Linked DNA regions of Homo sapiens: regions 2, 3 and 4 are each linked to region 1. Evidence: chromatin contacts called from ENCODE Hi-C or POLR2A ChIA-PET data. All regions are on one chromosome and are shown on one strand. Each heading gives the region's core, a stretch centred on a gene start or an enhancer-like site at or near the end of the contact. The rest is flanking DNA. Distances are from core to core; before and after follow the strand shown.

The links. Hi-C counts contacts between places; a loop is a spot of excess contacts on that map. ChIA-PET counts read pairs that join two places held with the same protein, here RNA polymerase II (POLR2A). Pooled maps may share reads with other maps.
Region 2: a pooled map shows a loop between it and region 1 (5-fold over the local background). The contact joins the enhancer-like site here to the promoter of MIS18A in region 1. A Hi-C loop is called at or near these places in 1 of 50 pooled maps. POLR2A ChIA-PET finds 5 or more read pairs at or near these places in 3 of 52 experiments (HEK293, T-cell and activated T-cell).
Region 3: a map of B cell shows a loop between it and region 1 (14-fold over the local background). The contact joins the promoter of ATP5PO here to the promoter of MIS18A in region 1. A Hi-C loop is called at or near these places in 1 of 168 maps with a recorded cell type or tissue (B cell) and 5 of 50 pooled maps. POLR2A ChIA-PET finds 5 or more read pairs at or near these places in 3 of 52 experiments (OCI-LY7, T-cell and naive thymus-derived CD8-positive, alpha-beta T cell).
Region 4: a loop to region 1 is called in a pooled map, with 2.2 times the contacts of the local background. The contact joins the enhancer-like site here to the promoter of MIS18A in region 1. A Hi-C loop is called at or near these places in 5 of 50 pooled maps. POLR2A ChIA-PET finds 5 or more read pairs at or near these places in 2 of 52 experiments (OCI-LY7 and Panc1).

What each region holds. Positions count from the first base shown.
Region 1 is chr21:32,276,919-32,281,343 of GRCh38, reverse strand. It overlaps MIS18A (MIS18 kinetochore protein A), which reads left to right and starts at 2,295. Exons shown (of 5, transcript NM_018944.3): 1 at 2,295-2,663. The coding sequence starts at 2,330. MIS18A-AS1 (MIS18A antisense RNA 1) reads right to left here and starts at 2,139. Exons shown (of 1, transcript NR_046576.1): 1 at 345-2,139. RefSeq lists enhancers at 1,882-2,101, 2,045-2,544, 2,545-3,046.
Region 2 is chr21:33,945,301-33,949,725 of GRCh38, reverse strand. It overlaps LINC00649 (long intergenic non-protein coding RNA 649), which reads right to left. Exons shown (of 3, transcript NR_038883.2): 2 at 3,831-3,916. Among named protein-coding and RNA genes, the nearest start is that of LINC00649, 16 kb to the right of the region's middle. RefSeq lists enhancers at 936-995, 1,526-2,005, 1,180-2,379 and a silencer at 1,847-2,141. Within about 2 kb of position 1,870, at least 39 of the 41 ENCODE cell types and tissues checked have a DNase peak (open chromatin) inside an H3K27ac peak, as active enhancers do.
Region 3 is chr21:33,914,554-33,918,978 of GRCh38, reverse strand. It overlaps ATP5PO (ATP synthase peripheral stalk subunit OSCP), which reads left to right and starts at 3,175. Exons shown (of 7, transcript NM_001697.3): 1 at 3,175-3,251. The coding sequence starts at 3,216. RefSeq lists enhancers at 2,994-3,603, 4,118-4,425.
Region 4 is chr21:31,105,505-31,109,929 of GRCh38, reverse strand. No RefSeq gene overlaps it. Among named protein-coding and RNA genes, the nearest start is that of KRTAP19-8, 69 kb to the right of the region's middle. Within about 2 kb of position 1,854, at least 2 of the 41 ENCODE cell types and tissues checked have a DNase peak (open chromatin) inside an H3K27ac peak, as active enhancers do; they include OCI-LY7, where a contact is called at or near this core.

The sequences.
Region 1 (4,425 bases), core at 1,046-3,545:
AGGGGCGCACCACCATGCCTGGCTAATTTTGAAATCTTTGTAGAGACAGGGTCTCTCTATGTTGCCCAGGTTGTTCTCAAACTCCTGGGCTCAAGTGACTCTCTCGCTTCAGCCTCCCAAAGTGCCGGGGTTACAGGCATGAGCCACCATGGCTAGCCTTGTTTTTATATTCATAATATTAATACAAACACACTTGTGCCTATAGAGGAATTCATTTTGCATCAGCCAACTTCTCCATGATGTGCAGGAGGCATCATGCCTACAAACCATGATATTCTGAAGGACCATGAAAATGTTTCAATTTTTTTAATCAAGAGCAATAAATGAACTTACAGGTCTAAAAATGTTTTATGATATCATTTTAATATAATCATCTTCATAGCAATGTGACTATAAAATGAAATTTTTATTAACTGTTTTATGGAGAGAAAGGCCTACTAAGGCAAAAATAGGGCCCCTGAAAGTCACCACGCAGCTCGGCCTTGTATTCCTTCTTTCCTGGGGCATCCTATCATAGAATTTAAGTATTGACAATAGGAACCCAAAGTCTGAGACAAGATGATCCTTTGAATCCCCAAGTAACTAGCCACTTACTTAAAGAACTCATGTGGATTGTATCAATGTTGTACCAGAGATATTATGCTTGAAAACAACAGTCCAGGAAGGTCAGGCTTGGCTCTACAAAAGTAGAAGGGGCAAAGTATGGTGAGGCATGCCTGTAGTTCCAGCTACTTGGGAGGCTGAGGCAGGAGGATCGCTTGAGGCCAGGAGTTCGAGACCAGCCTGGGCAACATACTGAAACATCATCTCTGAAAAAATAAAGAAAAGAAAAAAAAAAGCAGAAGGAAGGAAGGGAATTCTATGGGTAAAAAAAAAAAGCCTAAATTATCTAAAGCATTTTCTTCCAGTAAGAAGGTGATTAACATGAGCATGGTGTGCCAGGGTTTACAAAGTATTTTCATGAATATTAGAAAACTCGATCCTCATGAACAACTTGGTGTAGTACTGAAGAAACAGACTCCATTTACTCCATGAAGAATTAGACTCAGGGAAGGCAAACAGCCTTTTCCACAGTTCCCTACACTGTTACTACCTTGTGGAGGGAGGGGTAAGTTAACCAGGACCACTGACTCCAAAGCTTTTGCTTTTTGCTAGTGGCTGTAAGCACTAAAATTGGAAGTACATTTACATAAATAGTTTATGCAACCAAGCAAAATAGGCAGTGACTTGGGGGACACCCAGAGCGTAGTAGGAACAGAGTAGGTCCTTGCAGGTAGCTTTCTTCCCAGGTATACCACCAGACTGTCTGTGGTGCAGCTGGCTGGTTCCCCGCCAGCTTTCCCTCCTGACCTACGGTGTTTTAGGCAGAGGCTGGCTTTCTGGGGCAGCTGAGGAAATCTGTCCTTATCATCAACAAGGGATGCTTCTTCCTTGCAAGGACGAATTGTTCCTTGATCCAAGCAGCAGGGACACTTCCAGGCTTTCCAGGGGCACTGCTGCTTCCTCAACTTTTTCCTTGCAGTGACAGCCTGAGTGATCCGGGGCCCTTCCCAGGGTCTCATTCCAGGGATAGCAGTGCGCAAAAGGACCCTGTGATGAGGGACTCCTCTATCCCCTTCCTTCTCCACTTCATGGAAAGGAGGTCCCCAGGAGCCGACAAAATAGAGCAGTGGTCATCAAAAGTGGAGCTGCTTATATACAACTATAATTAGTCCACTTACAAAAAAGAAGAAAAAGGGTGGTGGTCTGGCACAGTGGCTTACGCTTGCGATCCTGGCATTTTGGGAGGCCGAGTAGGGAAGATCGCTTAAGGCTAGGAGTTCGAGACCGGCAACATAGAAAAACTCCCCCCCCCACCCCCCAAAAAAGGTTGGGCTGCCAATACTGACAGCGTGGGCACGCCTAGGAGCTTGTTAGAAATGCAGATTCTCGGGCTAACCTGCTACCTGCTGAACCAGAGTCTGCGAAGATGGAACCTGGCGATCTGCTTAAGAAGCTCGCCAGGCGGTTCTTAGACACTCAAGCTTGCAACCCGTAACTTTCTCAGTGACGCTGCCCCTCCCACGGAAAGGGGTGAATAATCCTTAGGAAGACAAGCAAACAGGTCTGCATCATCAATTTCTTCAGGCTGGAAAACCTGACGCAGGCGCAGTGACTATCACGCTTGGCCAAGGCCGCACGGCGCGCATGCGCACTAGAGGCCGCCCGCCGTCCCGCCCCCTTCAGGCTTTTGCCCCTTCTCGGCCTCCGCCACCGCTCCCCGCCCCGCGCATGAGCAGCGGCGGTTTTTTTTCCCATGGCGCTCTGGGGCGCGGGCGATTTGTAGGTAATGGCAGGCGTTCGGTCACTGAGGTGTAGCAGAGGATGCGCTGGCGGCTGTGAGTGCGGCGACAAGGGCAAATGCAGCGACTCCTCGCTGTTGGGCAAGAGACTCTCCGAAGACTCGAGCCGCCACCAGCTGTTGCAGAAGTGGGCGAGCATGTGGAGCTCCATGAGCGAAGACGCGTCGGTGGCCGACATGGAGAGGGCGCAGCTGGAGGAGGAGGCGGCGGCTGCGGAGGAGAGGCCGCTGGTGTTCCTGTGCTCCGGCTGCCGGCGGCCGCTGGGCGACTCGCTGAGCTGGGTGGCCAGCCAGGAGGACACCAACTGCATCCTGCTTCGCTGTCAGTTGGGTCGAGCCGGGCAGGGGGGGCGTGGGGTCGCCTTCTTCCAGGGGTGCCGCGCGTGGGCGGCCCGGGAGGAGGCGGGGGCTCCTTGGGGCTGCCCAGGGACTTTAAGAGCAAAAAGTCTGAGAGTGTGAGCTGTGGCAGGAAAAGGGGAGGAGGGTCACCCCTCCACTTTGGCTCTCGGGCGGTGGGTTCTTTTCTGGGGTCCCCGATCCCAGAAGAGCAGTGGTTGAATCAGCATCATCGTGAGCATTACTCAGAAACAAAGGGCGACAAAGAATAACACTTTTAAAGACCCTAAAAAAAGAGAAACAAATGGTCAACTAGACTGTAAGCACTTGAGGTGCAGCCAGTACTATTACTCCCCATAGAAATTAGCAGGCTGTTGGTGTATCAGCGGATGCCTCTACAGCCTCCAGTGATAGAGCCGCAGAGTTGACGGAACACAGTGCTATAGGGAAGAAAGGGAAGGAAACTTGCAATAAAAGCACCAACAACCCCATGAAAACTGGCGAGGAAGGAGGATGTAGCAAAAGAGTTCAGAAGAAGGCAGGAATTAGTTTCTAATCCTGGTTCTAGCAGTTACCTCTTACCTCTGTTGTTCCACTGTTCCCTCATTTTGATGTTTTTGCAGTATTTAGGGATAAAGTGGTTCACATATTTTTTATGAATTGGTGTAAGAATGGCTGTTGTTTTTGGATTGTGATTTTTCAAGATGAAGTTTTTTCTGTCTTTGAATGCCGTAAATGTTCCGATGGCAGTAATTCACCACCGGCTTATCGACGTTTCTGGAACGTTTTCCTTGGTGTAATACTGGGAATAAAGGAGCACACCAGTGTCCAGTAGTTAACTGAAAGTTGAGATTAACTCTTTGCACCTATCAAAATCAAACCAGGCCGAGCGCGGTGCCTCAGGCCTGTAATCCCAGCACTTTGGGAGGCCGAAGTGGGCGGATCACGAGATCCGGAGATTGAGACCATCCTTGCCAACATGGTGAATGAAACCCCATCTCTACTAAAAATACAAAAATTCCAGATCAGCCTCGCCAAAATAAAAAATTAGCCGGGCATGGTGGTGTGCGCCTGTAATCCTAGCCACTCCGGAGGCTGAGGCAGGAGAATCACTTGAACCCGGGAGGCGGAGGTTGCAGTGGGCCGAGATTGCGCCACTGCACTCCAGCCTGGAGACAGAGCGAGACAACGTCTCAAAAAAGAAAAAAAAGAAAAAAGCAGATTTTTGGTTAGGTAGGAAAAGCTCTTTGTTTGAATGAGATTCCCTTGTTTACATGTTTTTAAGGAATAACGTGTTTGATGTTACATCTTTCATTTTATTTGTTTGTTTCGATAGAGTGTATTTTTTGCCATGTGGGCTCTTTTCGTTGTTTTGCGTTACTTATAGAAAGACTGTTTTTGTTATTTAATTTTTATAACAATAGCTTTTAAATTTAAAACATAGTTCTAAAATAGTAGTTTAAAATTTAAAGAACTATACATTTTTTGATTTATCAGATTTAGATAATAGGATTTAACACCTCCCCACACCCCCCAGTAAAGACAAATAAATGAACTCGGATTCATTTCCATTCCTTCCTTACCCAATTTGAATTAGTTTAATTATTTTCATTTTGTCAAGGTTTATACATTTACATTCTGTACATTTACATTCTGTTCTGTAGCTATAACAGCCTAACTATGATTTTTTAAAATAGGATTATTTATTTAATAGGTTTTTTTTTAATAGGGTTATAGTGGGTTAACAG
Region 2 (4,425 bases), core at 621-3,120, 1.7 Mb before region 1:
GCTCAGCCTTGATTGGGCATCAGATTTAGTTCTTGCTTAATGGCCCAGAGCAGCATAAAGCATGAAGCATGACAGACATGTCAAAAGCAGGCCTGGCAGAGTCATCCTCCTGGGCTCCTATGGCATATCCTTCACGCTGGCCAGGCCTCAAATCCAATTCCAGGTCTTGACCACCACCAAAGCCCTGCGGTCAGCCGAAGGTTCCTGCCAGCCAGCTTTGTTCAGTTATCTACTTATTTTTACCCCTAAACCACCCCAAAAAAATAAGCAGACTGACTGTTCAGTTAAGGAGGGACATCAGTCCACTACAAGGCCCTGAAGCCAAGAGCTAATTTTAAGAAAGGAGGGAAACACATATCACAATGTGCCCCAGACCAAACACCACTGGGACAGGAGTGTGAACAGCGCTTAGAACCCAACCCTGGAGGCTCACCTCTGTGCAGCCTTTGGCCATCCATCCGGAGCCCGCCCTGATTCTCCACAGGGAGAGTGGGGAATTACAGTTCCCATCCCTGTTGGGTGGAACCAGATGACATCCTAAAGGCCCTTCCTACTGGGACTCGCTCCATCCTGGTAATACCTGCCATCGAATAAACACCATGGCCAGCCATAGAGACGCATGATCACACTCGGTCATCCCAACAACCCAGCCAGACTGTTCTTGTGAACACCCTTTCCAGAAATGGGGACAGTCTCGTGCCAAGATGCCAAAATGGGTGGGGGGAAGAGAAAGGGTTTGGGTCCAGGTCTGTCTAATTCGAAGGCTGCTTCTGGCACTTCCCCAGCTCACGAAGCCTGCTGCCTCTTGACAGGAAGTAAAAGGCACAGACAGATGGTGCTCTGGTGGAGCCCTGCCCAGAAAATGGCCACTTCCGGAGCAAAACTGCCACAGCAACAGGCCTTGTCAACAGCAGCCTCCAACCGTTAACCACAGGGCCATCTCACCTCTAGAAATCAGCTCCCTTTTATCCACACATCCCTACACACAAACAATAACTCCATCACCCAGGAGACCACAGAACAAAGGCAACGAGAGAGAGGGACAGAATGGGGCATAAATAAGATGCTGGATGGGCAGACAGGAAAAAAACACTTCAAGGCAGAGCACACCAGGATGTATTAGAAAGGAGTATTTGACACGCAGGCTTTTAGATGAAGCCTACCCTCCTTACGTGGGGAGTATACACAAATGAGTCTGTATTTTCAACTACGTCACATGCACCGCCTTGCAACCCAAAACAATATTTGTGCTTCAGGGGCTGCACTGCGCTGTTTTATACACAGAATCACCTGGCACAGCTCCTGTCCCTGAGATGCAAATTAATGTTCTCATGTAGTGGGGGGAAGGGGTCGAGAGGAGGCGAGGGGGAGGGGAGCAAATGTGCTCTGCAGGCCACACTCAGGCATTGACATCGCTGGGCATGATAGGCGCCGCCAGTGCTGTTGCTTAGCAACTCAATACCCTTCGAGAAAATCCAGCAGCCTCGCTGGCTTGCAGAAGCAGGCAGGGCTGGTTCAGCATGGCATTGGGCATGGAAAGATACTAACAGGTTTTTTTTTTCCAGTTATTAATAATCATTCTTCCTGATTTCCCATACAGATCGACATACCTGAGGGGACCCAGAGTCATCCACTACACTGGGGCTGGAAAAAGCCCAGGGTTTTTAAATTGCCTCCCAATCGGCTTCGGAGAGTAGTGGAATTTTACTGGCTGGTCCCATGACACTCCTTCCAGCCCCGGCCCTCACCACAACACAAAGGCAGAGCTCCACAGTGTGACTCACCAGCATACCTTCAGATCGTTGTTTGTCAGCCCATGTCATGAGTCATGGTTTCTTCAGCTTTCTTTTTTCTCAAAACTGAAACACTTGACATTTTACAATAGGGTTGGGGGGAGGCTTTTCATTTTTTTTTTTTAAGCCACTCTGTGGCTTTGTGTGCAAGTGTGGGGGCACGTGGGCAGAGGTGAGTAATGGATGCAAGAACAGGTAAACATGAGCAAGGTTCTCCACGCCATCAGCCACCTGGCAAGCCATCAGAGCTCAAGGAAGTTGTCATTTGTGTCGTGGAGGAATGGGAATACCCCTGGGCTATGTATCTTGGAAGAGACAAGGTGCTGGACAGCTTTCCACCCTCCATCTGTTGCATCCCAGCAGTGTAATGCTCCCTCTATTCCCACACACAAAGAGGTCGGCTTCATTTTGTGCCACGTGATAACAGCACCATGTAAGGCTTTAAGAAAAATCCTGCAGGAGTTACAAGAGACAAAGTACACTGCGACGTAAGATAAGAAAAAAAGAAGTGGAATTGCCACAGGGAAACTGTGCTGGGCCGAACAGTTGGTTGGTGGGTCCCTGGCTTTGGGTTCTGATTCTGACATAAATCGGGTGGGTGATGAGCTTCTTATTTGCATGGCTCATGCAAATATGCCATGATGTTATAAAGCACAACTTTCCTCCTCTCCATGAAGCCCTCAATCTCCAAATTTATTCACTTAGACAGCACAGTCTTTCCCCCAGAGTGTGAACCCCTCAAAGTCGGCACCATTTTATAAATCTCTTTATGGTATCAACCCAGCACATATCCAATACATACTAGATGCTCACTCATGCTGCCTGTGTGTATGGAGACATGGAGAAACAAAAATTAACTAAATCCAATTCACGTTTTGGAATCCTTATTTATTCCCATGCATTACAGGATAGATTCAATATGCCCTGTCAAGTCCCAGGAAAGTAATGAAGACCTAGGAAAGGATACAACAGAAAACGTTCTGAATGTTACACAATTTGAAATGCCATGATGTCATAAAGCATTCTTAGAAAAGGTAATAGTTGGCCGGAGGTGGTGGCTCACTCCTATAATCCCAGCACTTTGGGAGGCCGAGGCGGGCAAATCACCTGAGGTCAGGAATTCGAGACCAGCCTGACCAACAGGGTGAAACTCCGTCTCTACTACAGATACAAAAATTCGCCAGGCATCACCTGTAATCCCAGCTACTCGGGAGGCTGAGGCAGGAGAATTGTTTGAACCCAGCAGGGGGAGGTTGCAGTGAGCTGAGATGGCGCCACTGCACTCCAGCCTGGGTGACAGAGTGAAACTCTGTCTCAAAAAAGAAGAAAGAAAGAGAGAGAGAGAGAGAGAGAGAGAAAGGAAGGAAGGAAGGAAGGAAGGAAAGAAAGAAAGAAAGAAAGAAAAAGAAAGAAAGAAAGAAAGAAAGGAAAGAAAGAAAGAAAGAAAGAGAAAGAAAGAAAAGGTAATAACTATCAAAAGTCTCCCCACAGTCAGGGATGAGGACCAATTCTATACATAAGTAAATTAGGGAAGGGGAAAGTTAGAACTAATAAAAATATTTGCCCTGTCAGATTGGGGTAATGTCTGAAATTTCCACAATATTTGCTTATTTAGATTAAGATATTGAAGACCTGTGTCAAAATGTAAATGTTCTGTAGCCACAGCAATGTATAAATCCATTATTAACCTCAGGTGCATTTGCTAAATTTATTAAATCCATTCCCAGAGTGTAAGAGACCTAGGGATTGAGACTTGAAGCATGTAATTGTGTTTTTACATTATGGAAATGTCCAAACATGTACAAACTTGAAGTAATAGTGTAATCAAGCTCTATGTGCTCATCAGCTAGCTTCAACAATTATCATCCTATCACCAGCCCTGTTTTATCTACTTCCTCCCAACACACACACATTGGAGTGTTTTGAAACAAATCTAAAACCTCATAGCATTTCATTCATACATATTACAGTATATAACTCTAAAATATAAAGACTTTTTTTTTTTTTTTTTTTTTTTTTTTAGAGACAGGTACTCACTATGTTGTTCAGGCTGGTCTCAAACTCCTGGCCTCAGGCAATCCTCTCATGTAGCTGGAATTACAGTCCTGAGCCACCGCACCCAGCTAAAAACATAAAGACTTTTTAAAAACATAACCACAATACCAGTATCACACCTGAAAAAAAACCCCAACAATTTCTTTTTTTTTTTTTTTTTTCTATTTTTTTGACATGGAGTCTCGCTCTGTTGCCCAGGCTGGAGTGCAATGGCATGATCTTGGCTCACTGCAACCTCCACCTCCTGGGTTCGAGCAGTTCTCCTGCCTTAGCCTCCCAAATAGCTGGGACTACAGGCATGCACCAAAATGCCCAGCTAATTTTTGTTATTTTTAGTAGAGACAGGGTTTCACCCTGTTGGCCAGGCTGGTCTCAAACTCCTGACCTCAGGTGATCCACCTGCCTTGGCCTCCCAAAGTGCTGGGATTACAGGTGTGAGCCACCACACCTGGCCAACAATTTCTTAATATCAGTAAATATCTGGTCAGTACTCAATATTCAAATATCCCTGTTAAAACAATTCAGGGGTTCTTTTTGAATTAATGAACTTGAATTATTAGAGCAGTTTTAGGTTCAC
Region 3 (4,425 bases), core at 1,926-4,425, 1.6 Mb before region 1:
CTAGCTGGGTGTGGTGGCATGCACCTGTAATCCCAGCTACTCTAGAGGCTGAGATAGGAGAATAGCTTGAAACCAGGAGGCAGAGGTTGCAGTGAGTCAAGATTGGGCCACTGCACTCCAGCCTCAAAGACAGAGCGAGACTCCATCCCAAAAAATAAATAAATAAATAAATATAAAAATAAAATAAAACTCCCATGCTGATCATTAGTGGGAATCATGCCTGTGAATAGCCACTGTACTCCAGGGCAAAAGAGCCAACACCATTTCTTTTTTTTTTAAAAAAAAAAAAAGAAGGCTGGGCACAGTGGCTCATGCCTGTAATCTCAGCACTTTGGGAGGCCAAGGCGGGTGGATCACCTGAGGTCAGGAGTTCAAGACCAACCTGGCCAATATGGTGAAACCCTGTCTCTACTAAAAATACAAAAAAATTATCTGGGAATGGTGTCACATGCTTGTAATCCCAGCTACTTGGGAGGCTGAGGCAGGAGAGTCGCTTGAACAACAAGAGCGAAACTCCATCTCAAAAAAAAAAAAAAAGAAAGAAGAGAAATATATGTCTAAATATGCTTAGAAGATTCAGTATTGTTTAAAATAGCAAAAAGAAAAAAGGAAATCATCTGAATTATGTTCAAAAATCATAGAATAATTAAGTTGCAGAATATTCACTTGATGGACTACCCTGCAGCCATTAAAATGATACTTAGAAACTTTTATAATTTGGAAATATGCTTATATTATAAGCATGAATGCATAACTCATATGTAATTTTGCATCCTTTTCTTTCTTGCATTAAAGAAAATGGCAAAATACCAAACTGTATAAAGATTGTTAATCTGCATGTATAATAAAAGCAAACAAAATAAAGAGCTAACATAACCGGGTGTGGTGGCGTGCACTTGTAGTCCCAGCTACTTGGGAAGCTGAGGTGGGAAGACTGCTTGAGCCCAGGAGTTGGAGACAAGTCTGAGCAACATAGTGAGACCCTCATCTCTAAAATAAAAAAAAATGTTGTATTAGCCAGGCTTGGTAGCATGTGTCTGTAGGCCCAGCTACTGGGGAGGCTAAGGTGGAAGGATTGCTTGAGCCTAGGAGGTCAAGGTTGCAGTGAGTCGTGATCACACAACTGCACTCCAGCCTGGTGACAGAGCAAGGCATTGTCTCAAAAAAAAAAAAAAAAGACTAAATTAATAAGCACCACTCTCTCAGGCAATTGTTCTAAGCACTTTACATGTATACCTTTTTGTTTCTTCTAATGACCTATAGGCAGATACTATTATAATACCCATTTTATAGATAATAAACTGAAGCACAGAGAAGTTATATAATTGGGCCAAGGAACTGATTGGGATTCAGGCCAGGGTAGTTCAGGCCACAGCCTAAACAAATATTGAGAAACAAGACACCAAAATATTTACAACAATTGCCTCCGAGTGGAAGAAAAGAGGACAATTACTTTCTTTATCTTTCTCTACGTTTTAAAAAGTTTTTAGGGGGTTGGGTGTGGTGGCTCACACCTCTAAGCTTTGGGAGGCTGAGGCAGGCGGATCGCTTGAGGTCAGGAGTTCAAGACCAGCCTGGCCAACATGGCAAAACCCCATCTCTACTAAAAAGAGAAAAATTAGCCGGGTGTGGTTGTGTACACCTGCAGTCCCAGCTACTCGGGAGGCTGAGGCAGGAGAACCGCTTGAACTCAGGAGGCAGAGGTTGTAGTGAGCTGAGATCACGCCACTGCACTCCAGCCTGGGTGACAAAGCGAGACTCTGTCTCAAAAAATAAAAATTGTAATAATGAGAAAACTGCTCTCTAAAAGGGCAAAATAGTGAATTAACGTGTTTCTATAATAAATCTGAGCAGAGAATTTTTCTTTTAAGTTGATTACAGAACCCCCACTATTACAACCAGGAATACTGACCCTTGCTCTGCCAGCCAGTCTCTTCTCTGACAGAGGAGAAAATTCGACCAAGTTCTATTTAGAGAGAATGGGTTGAAGATAGGTTGTTTTTATGGATGCAGACAAACTATATCCAAGGCTAGTACCCAGTTCTCAGTTTCAATATCAAATTTGCTCAAACCCGGGTTCTCCTATTTTAGGCCTGATGCTCAGATAGCCACTCTGCCCTAGCCAGAATCAAGAATCTAGGTACCAGAATCCCATATGCCCTCACAAACCAACAGCTCAGTTCTATACTCAGGTGAGATGGGGGAGAGGGGAGGGGAATGGAGGGCCACAGGGATTCTTTGCTTTTGCTTGGCCAAACTTTAGTGAGACTTCTGAACCTTCTCGTAGTCCTATCTATGCACCTCCTTGTAAAGTCCAGTTTTAGCAAAACTGCTAAGTCAGTTTAGCCAGAACCCCCAATCTTCGACAACCGATCATCTTTGATATCTGATCAGGGTCTTCATCCTTCACCATCCCCCAGGTGATGTCTGATCACCCTGGCCTGTCTTCTACAAGATTCCTCTAGGTCATTTTAGCCAGAATCCCTCTTACCCCAGTTTCCTCTAAGTAATTTTCTATCCACTGACCCCCGCACTGCTCCTTGGCCATAAATTCCCATTTGCCCATTCTGCTTTCGGAGTTGAGCCCAATCTCTCTGCCCACTCCCAGACCCTGTTGCACTGGTCCTATACCCATCGCTATGGTCCTGAATAAAGTCTTCCTTATCATGCTTTAATAAGCATCACTGAATAATTCTTTATTTAACAATGGGTAGTCATGGCCCAGGTAAGAGAGACGTGGTGTCCGCTCCTGGAGCTGCAAGGCTCCTGGGGGCTTTTTGTTTTGTTTTGGTTTTGTCTTTGTATGCAACGTGAGAAAAAGCCATTGATGCAGGCTTTAGCATGCTGGGAAGGAAGTGTAAAGAAGCCAGTGACGCTGGTAATAACTGTGAAATGGAACAAATGCCACCATATTTATCTAAATGTAAATTTTAAAACTGGGGACAGCAAATCCATTCTACAGTGAGCGCCGCTTGGCCAGTAACAATGACTTCATTTTCAGATGCAGTCGAAGCCCTGTGGCTCCACCCCGAGGGTCCAGCCCTTACCACTGCTAAGAACTACAACTCCCAGCCCGAGGGAGGTCTCTGCGCCTGCGGCCTGACGCCCTACGCCTACACTTCCCAGAGAACCTAGCGGTTACGCCAACGCGCGCGTGCGCCCTTGCGCGTTTCTCTCTTCCCACTCGGGTTTGACCTACAGCCGCCCGGGAGAAGATGGCTGCCCCAGCAGTGTCCGGGCTCTCCCGGCAGGTGAGAGAAAGGTGGTCCTGAGAGCCAGTGGGAGGATCCCTCCTGGGATGACCGGTACCAAACCTCGAGCACCAGGGTGCGATGCTTCGGCTGGGGAAGTCTGGCAGTCTTCAAGGTTATGGGACCTGGCGAGTGGGAGCGACTCAGGACGACCCAGCGTTTGTCCCCCGGGATGCCTACGGGGCAGTAGGCGCGGGGCTGCGCGTGCCGTAACCTTGGCGTCTTCCGAGCACAGCCCCTGGAAGCTGCTAGCCTGAGGGGCGCAGGAGAGGGGGTCTGCCCTTCGCTGAATTCCGGGGAAGGGGCATGGACTAGCCCCCAAATCAGCTTCCTTTGCCATTGTGGTAAAACCTGTCAGAGATCACTTACTAGTAATGCTAAGGAATATTTGTAAAACACATTTCACAGTTTTATAAATAAAATGAGGCCGAAAAGTTTAAATGAGTCTTTGGCTGCTCAGTCAGTAAGTGGTAGAATTGAGATTTGAACCCACGGAATCACCCAGAAGATCGAGTTTGAAAAAATGTTATGCTGTTTGTGCTGCATCTCACCATGGTGCTTTACATATCATGACCCCTTCCTGGCATCTTAGGTAATTTTTTCATAAGCATTAAAAAGTCTTAATCCTCACAAGCAGTTTTGATAAAACACGTTCCATAGCTGGAGTATTTGAAGGTGACCTGTGATCTGTGACCTGTGCGCTTGCAGGTGATTTTTAAACTGTGTATTCCAGCTCTGTCTTTTGATGGGCAGGATAGTGTCTCTCAGAACTAAGGCTTCTTGTCAGATCAAACTCTGCGGCAGTACTCAAAAAATTCATCTTTATTTTCAGATAGCATTTGCATTCCGAGGAGGGTACGTCTGTTGCAAATGATCTGCTCAAGGGTCTGTTAATAGAAACGCCAAAATTTTGGTTAAATATTTTTGAAACATGCACTCCTTGGAAGTTAGTGTTTTTCTGTCTTACGGGTATGCTAGCCTCGGTCCATTCCTAGCAAACTAGGAGGTTCGTGGGAAGGTGATTTCCCAAGCAACTTGGCATAATCCTCATTGGGTAAGTTTACCCCTTAGTAATAGTAAGTAGCTCACCCTCATGTAATATGTGAATATACAAAGAGACAAAAGTAATGATTTTAAGGTTATTTAAAATTTTTTGTTGTTATTGAGTTAAATG
Region 4 (4,425 bases), core at 605-3,104, 1.2 Mb after region 1:
GCCCTGTGTCACTGCTGTATTACTCAATAATTCATGTTCAGATAGCTGAGTCTGAAGTACCCCAGTTTGGGAATTAAAAAAGAATTAAAACCCATAATCTATATCTTAGCTAAGATAGGAAAAATTTACTAAAATATTTTTTTCTGGTTGAATTTCAGATTTCTCCTATAACTCTGCACACCAGAAAAAAATCTATAGTACAAATACACATGAAATTCCATCAACTGTTTCATTTTTTTTTAATTTTTCTTAATCTTGTTCAGGGCATACACAATTTGTTTTACTTAAAATTATATTATTCACTCAATTTTTATAAGGAACACACTTGAGAATTCTACCAGAGTTTTATTGATACTGCTCTTTCTTAAGCAGTTGATCTTGAAATTCTCTTAAAAAATTATATTTGAGTTTTAAAACTTGTAATTGCCTGTGAGAGGAAAATAATTTTTCTTTCTATCCTTCTTAGTTTTTAACTGGGATCTGTGTAACAAAAGACAGATTATTAAAAGCAAACAGAAGCTGATTAACAAGTATATTTCATATACACATGGGAGAAAACTCAGAGAAAGAGTAACTGTCAAAGAGGTGGCTGAGAACTTTGCTGTATATAGTACCTTTAACAAAGAGCAGTACATCTTTAGAGAAGTGACAAGACAAGGAAAAGGACCTTCAGTCTTTAGGGGTGGCAAATTGTGGGAAGGCAAATAAACAGAAAGGAAACTAAGGGTGGATAAAGGCTAGTTTGTCATGTGGATTCCTCTGGTGCCATCTTCAGGTTGATAAGGCTGTAAAGTCATCTCTTTTTGGTAAAGACGAGAGGAGGGACCCTGATGTAAATCTGTTTTGCTTTTAGGCAAATAGGGGAAGGGCAGAGAGCTTTTCTCCTATCTGCTTCTTCTCAATTGCCTTCATCTCAGAAGAATCCTTATGTCGGCCGGGCACAGTGGCTCACGCCTGTAATCTCAGCATTTTGGGAAGCCAAGGCGAGCAGATCACTTGAGGTCAGGAGTTCGTGACCAGCCTGACCAACATGGGAAAACCCCGTCTCTACTAAAAATACAAAAATTAGCCAGACGTGATGGTGCATGCCTGTAATCCCAGCTACTTAGGAGGCTAAGGCAGGAGAATCGCTTGAACCTGGGAGGCGGAGGTTGCAGTGAGGCGAGATTGTGCCACTGCACTCCAGCCTGGGCAACAGAGCAAGATTTGGTCTCAAAAAAAAATAAAATAAAATAAAAAAGAAAAGAAAGGTTCCTTATGCCAAAGTGTCAAATTTTGAGGTGTTATATTTGCTACCCTTCAGTTGTTATTTTCTTTTGCTCATTTTTCTGTAATAGCCCAGAAAAGTTGGTCTGATTTTTATTTATTAAGAGCTCTCTTATGAAGACAGCTTGTCCAGGATAATTCTTATGTTTCAGATCTACAGACTCCAGCAATATCACTAATCCCGGGAGTGGGATCCCAGGCTGCCACTGCCATGTGGTGGGGCCTCAGAGGGGATCCCTCTCTGCCATGGAGCTTGTTTTTATAAGTTAAGAAATGGTCATGCTTTCTACAAGGAAATGTTCCTATTGTACCTTGGTAGATACTATGTTTAAGAAATTTTGACATGGCAAAAATAAAATTGTCTTGGGGAGGCAAGAGGAAAGCTGGCATCTCAAGCTGGAAAAGTCCAAGTCATTGGTTAGATTCTGAAATGACTCTGAAATGTTTTATTAATTGTATTAGTCCATTCTCACATTGCTATAAAGAACTACGTGAGATTGGGTAATTTATAAAGAAAAGAGGCTTAATTGGCTCACAGTTTCACAGGCTGTACAGGAAGCATGGACAATCATGGTGGAAGGCAAAGGGGAAGCCAGCTGGAGCAGGAGGAAGAGAGCAAAAGGAGAAGTGATACACACTGTTTTTTTGTTTTGTTTTTTTGAGATGAAGTCTCAATACAGAGGGGAAGAGTAAGAAAGGAAATGGGTAACAAGCAGAGGTTGGAACAGTTTGGAGGGCTCAGAAAATAGAAAAATGTGGGAAAGTTTGGAACTTCCTAGGGATTTGGAGGGCTCAGAAGACAGAAAGATGTGGGAAAGTTTGGAACTTCCTAGAAACTTGTTGAATGGCCTTGACCAAAATGCTGACAGTGATATGGACCATAAAGTCTAGGCTGAGGTGGTTTCAGATGGAGATGTGGAACTTGTTGAGAACTGGAGCAAAGGTGACTCTTGTTATACTTTAGCAAAGAGACTGGCAGCATTTTGCTACAGCCCTAGAGATCTGTGGAACTTTGAACTAGAGAGAGATGATTTAGGATATCTGGCGGAAGAAATTACTAAGTGGCAAAGCATTCAAGAGGAAGCAGAGCATAAACATTTGGAAAATTTGCAGCCTAATGAGGCAACAGAAAAGAAAAATGCATTTTCTAGGGAGAAATTCAAGCCTGTTGCAGAAATTTGCATAAGTAACAAGGAGCCGAATGTTAATCACCAAAAAACAATGGGGAAAATATCTCCAGAGCATGTCAGAGACCTTCACAGCAGTACCACCCATCACAGGCCTGAGGCCTAGGAGGGAAAAATGGTTTTCTGGGCCAGGTCCAGGGCTCCCCTGCTGAGTGCAGCCTAGGGACTTGGTGCCCTGTTTTGTCCTAGCTGGTCTAGCCATAGCTAAAAGGGGCCAAGGAACAGCTCAGACTGTGGCTTCAGAGGGTGCAAACCCCAAGCCTTGGCAGCTTCCACGTGGTGTTGAGCCTACGGGTGCACAGAAGTCAAGAATTGAGGTTTGGGAACTTCTGCCTAGATTTCAGAGGATGTATGGAAATACCTGGATGTCCAGGCAGAAGTTTCCGGCAGGGGCAGGGCCCTCATGGAGAACCTCTGCTAGGGCAGTGTGGAAGAGAAATGTGGGGTGGGAGCCCCCACACAGAGTCCCCACTGGGGCACTGCCTAGTGAAACTGTGAAAAGGGGGCCACCATCCTCCAGACCCCAGAATGGTAGATCAACTGACAGCTTGCACCGTGTACCTGGAAAAGCTGCAGACACTTAATGCCAGGCCTTGAAAGCAGCTGGGAGGTGGGCTATACCCTGCAAAGCCACAGGGGTGGAGCTGTCCAAGGCCATGGGAGCCCACCTCTTGCATCAGCATGACCTGGATGTGAGAAATGGAGTCAAAAGGGATCATTTTGGAACTTTAAGGTTTAATGACTGACCTATTGGATTTTGGACTTCATGGGGCCTGTAACCCCTTTGTTTTGGGCAGTTTCTCCCATTTGGAGCAGGTATATTTACCCATTGCCTGTACCTTCATTGTATCTAGGAAGTAACTAACTTGCTTTTGATTTTACAGGCTCTTAAGTGAAGGGACTTGCCTTGTCTCAGATGAGACTTTGGAATGTGGACTTTTGAGTTAATGCTGTAATGAGTTAAGACTTTGGACGACTGCTGGGAAGGCACAATTGGTTTTGAAATGTGAGGACATGAGATTTGGGAAGGGCCAGGAGTGGAATGATATGGTTTGCCTGTGTTCCCACCCAAATCTCATCTTGAATTGTAGCTCCCATAATTCCTACATGTTTTGGGAGAGACCTGGTGGGAGGTAATTGTATCAGGAGGGTGGGTTTTTCCTGTGCTGTTCTGATAATAGTGAATAAATCTCATGAGATCTGATGGTTTTATATAGGGCAGTTCCCCTGCACATGCCTTCTTGCCTGTCACCGTGTAAGATGTGCCTCTATTCTTCCTTAGCCTTCCACCATGATTGTGAGGCCTCTCCAGCCATGTGGAACTGTGAGTCCATGAAACCTCTTTTTCTTTATAAATTACCCAGTCTCAGGTATTTCTTCATAGCAGTATGAAAATGGACTAATATAAGTTTCAACATGAATTTGAGAAGGGGGCACATTCAAACCACAGCAGATGGGTAAAGATGCTTCACGTGTGGCCGAACTCACCAACACACTAAGACAATCTTAGTGACTGCTATGACTTGAATGTGTTCCCCAAAAAGTATGTGTTGGAAAATTAATCCCCAATGCAACAGACTCTGGAGGTGGGGCTTAGTTGGAGTTTACAAGTTTGAACTTGTTGGGGCTCAGAAAGCAATACCTCACAATATGGCATTTCTGCCATGCTGAAATGAAGAAGCCTCAAGGTCTCTGACCACCTATCCCCAAGAGCTCTCCCAAACAAACTGAAGTTCCTTTATCTGCCTAAGATACAAACTGATATAGGTTGGCTGTGTCCCCACCCAAATCTCATCTTGAATTATAGCTCCCATAATCCCCATGTGTTGTGGGAGGTAATTGAATCATGGGTGCAGGTTTTCCCATGCTGTTCTTGCAATAGTGAATAAGTCTCATGAGATCTGATGGTTTATGAAGGGCAGTTCCCCTGCACATGCCCTCTTGCCTGCCACCATGTTAGACGTGACTCTGC